3 separate regions of the Homo sapiens genome follow, and all the other regions are linked to region 2. The links are chromatin contacts, found by Hi-C or POLR2A ChIA-PET in ENCODE. All regions are on one chromosome and are shown on one strand. Each heading gives the region's core, a stretch centred on a gene start or an enhancer-like site at or near the end of the contact. The rest is flanking DNA. Distances are from core to core; before and after follow the strand shown.

Region 1 (2,700 bases), core at 54-2,553, 1.2 Mb before region 2:
CTCTTTCTTATTGTGGCTTGTACTCTAGGGAGGCCAGATAAACCCAGAATCTGTATTTTTTAATAATTTAAGTGTGCAGACAAATCATACTCATGGCAGATCTTAAACTTGGCTGATGATCGGGATCATCTAGGGCAGTGGTTCTCAACCAGGGCGATTTGCCTCCCGGGGGAAATCTGAAACCATCTAGAGATGTTTGTAGTTGTCATGAGTGGGAGGGAGTGTCACAAGTGGGACCTAGTGGGTGGTGGCCAGGGGTGTTGCTAAATGTCCTACAATGTGCAGGACAGCCCCTCCCAACAAAGAACGTTCCAGCCCCAGATATCAAGAGTGCTGAGGCTGAGAGGCCCTGCCCTAGGGTCTTGCTACTCAAAGTGTGGGCCATGGACTGGCAGTATTGGCATCACCAGGAAGCTTATTAGAAATGAATCATCTCAGCGTCTCCTCCCAGCCCCGACCCTGCTGAGCCAGAATCTGCATTTTCAAAGATTCCCCACACACCCTCCCACCCTGAATTTGGATTTGGATGCACGTGAAAATCTGAGGAGCCTTGCCGTAGGTGCACACACTTATTAGCAGGCAGGACAAAATTAACAGCAAGTCAGCCAACTAGTTAGCTAAGCTTGGTGAAGTCCCCGCCCCAAGCACCATTCACGAAAGGTTTACTTACCTAGCAGGCTCAAAAAAAAAAAAAAAAAAAAATACAGATTCCTCATTCCTGAAGATTCTTATCTGCAGGAGGGGCTAAGAATATGCATTTTTATAACAGCTCCCTGTGTACAGCTGAGAGAGACAGGTTTGTACACCATACAAGTAACAGCTGAACCCCAAGGCTGCATTTCAGTACCATTAGCTGGGGAATCTAAGCAGCTGGCTAAAAACACAGACAAAAGAGAAAGATGCAAGCCACTTACGAAGATGCTCCCGTCACCCAAAGAGCTGATATTATCTAGTTAATTATGGAAGGTCTGCCCAGTAAAACAGCCAGGCCAGGTGTTTAAACTGTTTGTTTTTGTTGTTATTTATAGCATCGTGAGTTTCCGTTCAAAGAAACTTTTACAAAGAACCTCAGTATACAAAACAGATGAGAGTGAAGCAGCTCTGGTTTATGGGGACACCCAACATGTCTGTCCCTTGCCTGGGCTCCAGGAGGCACAGTTTGAAAAACATCATGACAGACAATAGCTGTGGTCTAGAGTGCATGCTGATTTTAGGTGAGAAAGACCCTAATAAAGTACGTTTCATTCAAGGAATGCTCTCGTGCACATAGGCATGCTCTCATGAAGTTGAAGTGGCTATTTGCTTGAACTTTAACGTGAATGCGGAGTGGCAAACATCAATGTTCAAAAATGATTCCATGAATAGAAACACAAATATTCCTACAAATTGTTTTGAAAATATAAGTTCCAGAAAATGGAAACATAGAATGGCCCCAGTAAAGAGTATGATTCTTTGATCTGGTGGAGAAAACAGACTTCAGCTTCTCCATTTTTAAACCATGACAATCTCAGTTCCTGCAGTTCAGGGACATTGTAATTCATGCAAAGACCTTGAACTGTCAGATGCTATGATGTTCACAGCTATCAAAAGCTCTTTTTTCAGGGGCTGCCCAGACTCAGAAGGGCAATATAGATGTATGTGTGTGTGTATATATATATATATGTGTGTGTGTGTGTATATATATGTGTGTGTGTGTGTATATATATATGTGTGTGTGTGTGTGTATGTATATACATATATATATCACTAATTAGTACAATTAAAAACAATAAAAAGAAAGTGTTTAGTAGCTGCGACCTTTTTAGTTTAACTGAGTTAATCCAATACATGCTCATAACAAAATGAAAATTAATGACTACCTTATATTTTCCATACTATTTTTTTCCACATGGATGCCAAAGCCTTGCCCTTGAAAGGAAAAGAAAGTGGCTTTGTCCTTGCAAAGTTTTAATTTCCCTCAAATTGTGTCAAAGTTCTCTGAGTATATACACAAAACCGCTGTGCTGCGTAAGTGAAGATCAGTTCTTCCACTGAAAGCCAAAGCTAGAAATATTTGTGTGTTTCCACTTTGTGGTACATAATTTCTGCATTGTCAGAAATGGGTAAATATTGTACAGTGATAGAGATCAATTTGGGTTGTCAGTGTTTGCATTATTGTAAGACAAGTAGACAAGAACAAAGGTAAAAAGTGGACACTGGATACCACGCTATGGCAGGGCCAGGCTTCACCATTATCACCAGGAAAATCAGACAGGCTTTTATTGAAGTTTGAGTGGCATTAATATTGAGAGCATTAGCAAAAGACCTGAATGCAAGGGCTGGTTTATCACTCATTCTACACCGGACTGGTGCAAGATTTTATCTTTAGCATTGAAGAAAAGAGAATTAGGATTACCAGTACAGAAGCAGGGGATGCTATTTATAAGTACACTATACTTTAAAGAATAAAAATGCCCATCTATTATGGTCCTAAGCTCTTTTCTTTTTTGCCTCTAATCAACACAGATTGGATAAAATGAATAAAAATCTTCATTAAGGTTAACAAATATAAACCAATATATATACAAGCTTTAAAAGTATTTTTATATATTTAATGACACAAACAGTTGGAAACTACAAAGAAGACAATGTCTCCTTTGAAACAGAAAAATATAACCACAAAACTCTAGAAATAAAGCTAACAAAAAAATGGTAGGTAGC
Region 2 (2,700 bases), core at 201-2,700:
AGGGCAGAGGCAGCCATGCCAGCCAAGGATCGTGTGACTTGTGTTTCTTTACACACACTTCATGGATGTAACAAAAGTATGGTAGTCACACTGTGCTTCTGTCAATTGAATAAGGTGATTCTGAGGCACAGTCATGGAGGATTTGCCTGTATGAGTGTGCATTTGTGTACATATGTGTGTGCGTGCTTCCTTTTCCTGCAGTACTTCAACTGGACAGGATTGCATGCTCCAGAACTTTCTTTCAATATTCCCTTCACTTAGGGAATCTTTGCCCCATTCAGATAACAGACTGCAATCTGGGAAAATACTTCATGCCGCAGCATTAACACCAAAGAATGTATCAAAGGCTTCTCTTTTCTAGAATGGCACACTAACATCTTTTATTAGGTGCAGATGTTTTCTGCGCTTTAAACAAAATGAGCGACTACGTGTAGAAATTCAGCCTCCTTGACAGGGAGTTGGAGGTCTCCTCAGGTGCATTGTGTATGTATGTATGGTGGGACTGAGTGAGGGGGGCTCAGAAAGGATTTTTTTTTTGGGAAAGAGAGAGACGCTTCTTTGCTTCTGAAACTGTCAAACAGACCCAGGTTTCTCGTTCCACCTACATTGTGATCCCCAGGCCTCATCCTTCCTCCCTCTGGGCTAGCAGGAAGATTTAAGGAGGGGCATGGATCTGGGGGAGACGTAGCCGGAGGAAAGTGGGTCAGTAGGCTGAGAGGCAGGGGACGCATCTCGATTCCATTTCCTGGATTGTGCCCTTTGTCAGACTTGCCTACAGACAGAGGGCCTGTGTGTTCCAATTTTGCAGAATTACCTTCCCTGGTTGGAACCCAATCCCCCAACCTCAAGCTCTGCAGACATCTTCCCTGATCAATGTCCTGTCCTCTTTTCTCTGTCAAGTTGTTCCTCCTTCCCGAGCTCTATTGTGATTTGGGGCACCTGAGGAATTAACTATTTCTCTCGTGTCTTTGCCTAACCACAGGTGAATGTCTCGACCCGCTTTTAAGCTGGCTCCGCCCTCTGGACGCGTTCTTTTAAAGGTGGGAGCTCCGACGGAGGGCCCTGATTCCGGCCTCGCTACCAGCTGGGCTGTGTGGGGGAGCGAGGCCTAATAACCCAGGGGGCGCTGGGCGGGAACGGCGTGGATCCCTCGGCCTCGCACACCTGGCTCCTAGTCCTCTCGGCCGGGCCGGTGATCCTCTGGTCGGGGGTGGGGGTGGGGGGGGCTTGCGGCAGCTCACACCTGAGGCCGTTACAAAAGGCCTGCAGCTTAACTCGCTGCAGCTCGGGGGGATGGATTGCCTACTAACTGCAGGCGCCGTGGTGCGCCGAGAAAACAGCGAAAACTGGGCCAGCGGAGGCGGGTGGGCCTCCTTGGAGGAGCGCACCTGGGGTGCGGGAGCGCCTCCTGGCAGCCTTGGCCTCGCCTCCCACGCGTGGACGCGCAGGGCCCAGGACACCGCAGCCGCCTACTCCTTTCTGCAGCCCCGGGGTCTGAAGGTAGTTACGAAGGAAATCTTTTGTAAAATGTTCCTTTTTCCTCCTCTACATTTTCTTTCTCTGTCCCTCAGTAATCCCGGTTCAGGGGTTAGCGTCCCTCACTAATCCCTGGATTTAAAAAACATTCTCCTTTTACACCCAAGCTTCAATTGGTAGAACAGAGAGACAACTGACGTCGCTTTTGTTTTGCCAGCTTTTGTTTCCGGTGCATCAGAAACTTTTTGCACCTGAGACATTATGAGATTGTGCCCCAGCCGGTTTCTAAATTATTTCTAGGTGAAAAAATTTTGCAACCTACCTTTGCAGTAAGAATTCCCCCTACCCCTCCTTTAGAGAAAGTACTTGACAGTGAATAACATCCTATATTTATAGACCAATGATTGCTACATTTCATACCGTGTAGGTTTCCTTCTGAAACCTCAATCACATTTGGTTACTGTGGTAGGGGTTTAAATGTAGCAACTAATGGGCTGTGGCAGCAGGCATTTCCCTACCTCTCCTTTTATTGAACCTTTAAGTGGCAACTGTGCTTCTCTGGGTAAGAGCAAGGCTTTGAGATTGCGTTCCATGGGTTAGCTCGGTTCTTTAGCGAAGATTCAGAGATCCTGAATTGCATCAAGAGATGCATTTGTCGGTCTGGGTTTCAGATAAAAGCATGAAATCTCACTGACTTGCTGAACATTGTGGTTTTGAATCGGGGCTTTGGAGATGAAGCTGTGAAACCTCCCAAACCAAAGTTCCTAACAGAAATCACCAGCTGTGATTTACATATTGGCTTTGCCACAAAGTTTTAGTTCGACTCTGTTTCTGTTGTTATGGTGTCTTATGAATATTTTCTGATATTTAACCCAAAGCCCTCTTGCTGTTTCCAAACTGGTTACCTGAGATAACTGAGGCACTTGTGCTGCTGTTTGGACGGGATTACTTCATGTACTTAAAGGCTGGCCATACTGCAGACTAAATACATCTGGTATCACCCTCTACTAAGTTTTTAAAAAGTCTTTGCTGAATGAAATGCAAAAAGAAAATGCAAACAATGCTTGGGCTTTCCTTTTCTTTTCCAGGCTCTCTTTACAACTCTTGCAAAGATGTCAAGACATATTTCAGTATTCCACCAGCGAGGTTACAGTTTTATTAGTGATGGCCTTGGTTCACACCATAAATGTGAATTTACCATTTTCTGTTGGCTTGACTGACCTG
Region 3 (2,848 bases), core at 114-2,613, 1.2 Mb after region 2:
TATATATATATATATATATATATATATATATATATATTTCCAACTAGCCTCTTCAAGGTTTCCTGGTCCTGAGAATGCAAATGGAGACAGAAAAAATACAATAATAGCAAGGCAATCCAGGTCAAATCTCAGCCTTGTTAGGGGCTGTTATCTAGTGCCTCTGCACTTCTGTTCCTTCACCTTCAAAAGAGGTTAAAAACGCCAGCCTCGTGGGGTGGTTAGGAGACTGATGGGAGGAATTGCATTTGAAAGACATAAATTGTAAAGATTTTTTTTGGAAGCTGAGGCTGGATCAGGGCATTATACTGTACTGGGAGTAGCTACTGCATTTCAGCGATGGCCACTATAAAGAACTTCCTGAGAATCATCCTTTGTTCCAAAGCCCTGGGCCACTGTTCTGGCCACTGCTGCTCAGATCACCTTGCAGTCAGCTCCAACTGGCCATCACGACACGGGAACATCACTGGGCTGCAGCCACAGTCACTCCAGACTGACTAGTGAACGTCTGCAAATCACTTTAGCTCTCCTTGGAGGGCATTCCACAGAAGTATTTATTATTATTATTATTACATCAATGGTCCTGAAACCACATGTCAAATTACTTATGCTCAGTATGCAGCAAGGAGAAAAAATTGAAACTCCGTGTGTTCTCACAGCAGATGCTTTTGGATCAAATGGCTTGTAATTACTACTTGGATCACTGAAGGGAAGTGAGTAGCAAAATCACAATCTGGCTGTCACAAATGGGCCCAAACCACCACAGTGGCTGATAAAAGGAAAGTCTATTTGCAAGGGAGATGAGGAGAAAACACAAAAGGGAGTTGCACGCTCCCAGTTTTCTTAACAACAGTAAAATGTCATAGAAGAGAAAGTGTTTATTTCCTTCTTGGACTGAGGCCCACACATCGGTTGATATGAAAGAAAAACAAAGATGGATCTAGCTAGCTCGCTAGCTGTATGCATATATATATGCTATGTAGGGTTGTGTATTAATATTCTCTCTAAACAGATTACCATACTGTGGTGAAGAGTAAGCTGTTTCATTCATATTTTCCATTTAAGAAAACAATATTAGGGGGTTTGTTTTGGTTTTGGGGTTTTTTGGGGTTTTTTAGGTTTTTTTTTCAGTTTACAGCTCATGACTAAGATGACAATACTGCATTCACTCACTGCCACAGAAAGTTGGAATACCCCAAGCCAATTTTCCAGAAGAAGGGGCCAAGGCCCAGGGGCTGTCACAATTTCTGCAATGAAGCTTCTGGGGTTGCCGCCATCTGAGCCTTAGTGGGGACTTTGTTGTCACAATCTCCATGACAAACACCTCCCTTCAAAGGCCGTGTAAGACTCACTATTACTCATCCAGACGTTCGTTATGAAAAGCTTTCATTTTTGGCAAGCCAAAGTGTCCTCTAAAAAAATGTTCAAGTAAGACTGGCTTTATTCCAGACTTAACAGATTTTGAATTAGGGTGACTCACTGTTGGGCTGTTATATGATGCATCAATTAGAGTGAAATAGTTTAAAATGCACACGGCCCCTCCCTCACAACAGCCTTTCTGTGTTATAGAAATGGGCGTAATGTACTTATTGTATAAAAATAGGTTTGTGCAGGTTACAAGTATTCTCCAAGAATGATTAGCAGATGAAAAGTAGCAAAATGAAATATTAATTATTTAGCCAGCTCAGGCAGAATTTTAAGTCCCAGAGATATAAAAAAACAAATTACACCCTTAGTTCTATCTGCCATTCTATCTGAATCTAGTTATCTGGGTACGATAGCACAGAAATTACAGAGGCTGCATTAAAATTGTCCTATAAATGAAAGGAATTTCTTCAGTATCCCTACATCACAAGTAATGCTTAGCTAAAACAAATAGGAGTAAAACAAATGCAGAAATCATAGTTTCTTCTCACTCCTTAGAGCATCGATGGGACCTGTTGATTTGAGCCCATCTTAAGCACTAAGCTTAAATTCTCACTGTAAGTGGCTACATCAGCAAAATTTATTTTCAAAGTCCAACATAAACTCTGTTAATAGGAAGTGTACTGATGCTATAGTTTCATAACTTTCTTTTTTCAGGGATGGGGTCTTACTCTGCCACCCAGGTCAGAGTGCAGTGGTGCGATCTTGGCTCACTGCAACCTCTGCCTCCCAGGCTCAAGCAATCCTCCCACCTCAGCCTCCGAGGAGCAAGCCACTACACTCGGATAATTTTTTGCATTTTTGATAGAGACAGGGTTTCACCATGTTGCCCAGGCTAGTCTCAAATGATCCACCTGACTCAGCCTCCCAAAATTCTGGGATTACAGGCACGAGCCACCATGCCAGGCCTCTTAACTTTCAAAGTAAGAATTTTACATTGTTATATAATGCTGGAAGAGATAGGACCCTAAAATTATGGGCCTTTATTACAAATCAGTCATCCTCAGCCATTAAATGACTACATCTAATAGAAATAGGGCATATATAAACTATATCGATTACAAGCTTTCCTGGGAGCCATGACATACGCACTTGACAGAGTGGCTAACAGTAAGAGATGGTAAGTGCAGAGTAAGAACTGGCTGGGTGCAGTGGCTCACGCCTGTAATCTCGGCACTTTGGGAGACTGAGGTGGGTGGATCGCGACGTCAGGAGTTCAAGACCAGCCTGGCCAACATAGTGAAACCCCATCTCTACTAAAAATACAAAAATTAGCCAGCCTTGGTGGCAGGTGCCTGTAATCCCAGCTACTCAGGAGGCTGAGGCAGAAGAACTGCTTCAACCTGGGAGGCAGAGGTTTCAGTGAGCCGAGATCACGCCACTGCACTCCAGCCTGGGCAACAGAGTGAGACTCCATCTGAAAAAA

The links. A loop is a pair of places that touch in the nucleus more often than their neighbours do. ChIA-PET counts read pairs that join two places held with the same protein, here RNA polymerase II (POLR2A). Pooled maps may share reads with other maps.
Region 1: a loop to region 2 is called in a pooled map, with 7 times the contacts of the local background. The contact joins two enhancer-like sites. A Hi-C loop is called at or near these places in 6 of 37 single-sample maps with no recorded cell type and 6 of 50 pooled maps.
Region 3: a loop to region 2 is called in a pooled map, with 7 times the contacts of the local background. The contact joins two enhancer-like sites. A Hi-C loop is called at or near these places in 2 of 37 single-sample maps with no recorded cell type and 7 of 50 pooled maps. POLR2A ChIA-PET finds 5 or more read pairs at or near these places in 1 of 52 experiments (Panc1).

Annotation. Positions count from the first base shown.
Region 1 is chr6:157,569,779-157,572,478 of GRCh38, reverse strand. The region is part of intron 2 of ZDHHC14 (zDHHC palmitoyltransferase 14); the gene reads right to left. Among named protein-coding and RNA genes, the nearest start is that of MIR3692, 42 kb to the right of the region's middle. Within about 2 kb of position 1,303, at least 3 of the 41 ENCODE cell types and tissues checked have a DNase peak (open chromatin) inside an H3K27ac peak, as active enhancers do.
Region 2 is chr6:156,395,706-156,398,405 of GRCh38, reverse strand. No RefSeq gene overlaps it. Among named protein-coding and RNA genes, the nearest start is that of SNORD28B, 18 kb to the right of the region's middle. RefSeq lists enhancers at 841-1,370, 1,371-1,901 and a silencer at 2,183-2,232. Within about 2 kb of position 1,450, at least 6 of the 41 ENCODE cell types and tissues checked have a DNase peak (open chromatin) inside an H3K27ac peak, as active enhancers do.
Region 3 is chr6:155,169,831-155,172,678 of GRCh38, reverse strand. All of the region lies in intron 9 of TIAM2 (TIAM Rac1 associated GEF 2), which reads right to left. Among named protein-coding and RNA genes, the nearest start is that of CLDN20, 93 kb to the left of the region's middle. RefSeq lists enhancers at 823-882, 913-1,332, 1,373-1,432. Within about 2 kb of position 1,363, at least 18 of the 41 ENCODE cell types and tissues checked have a DNase peak (open chromatin) inside an H3K27ac peak, as active enhancers do.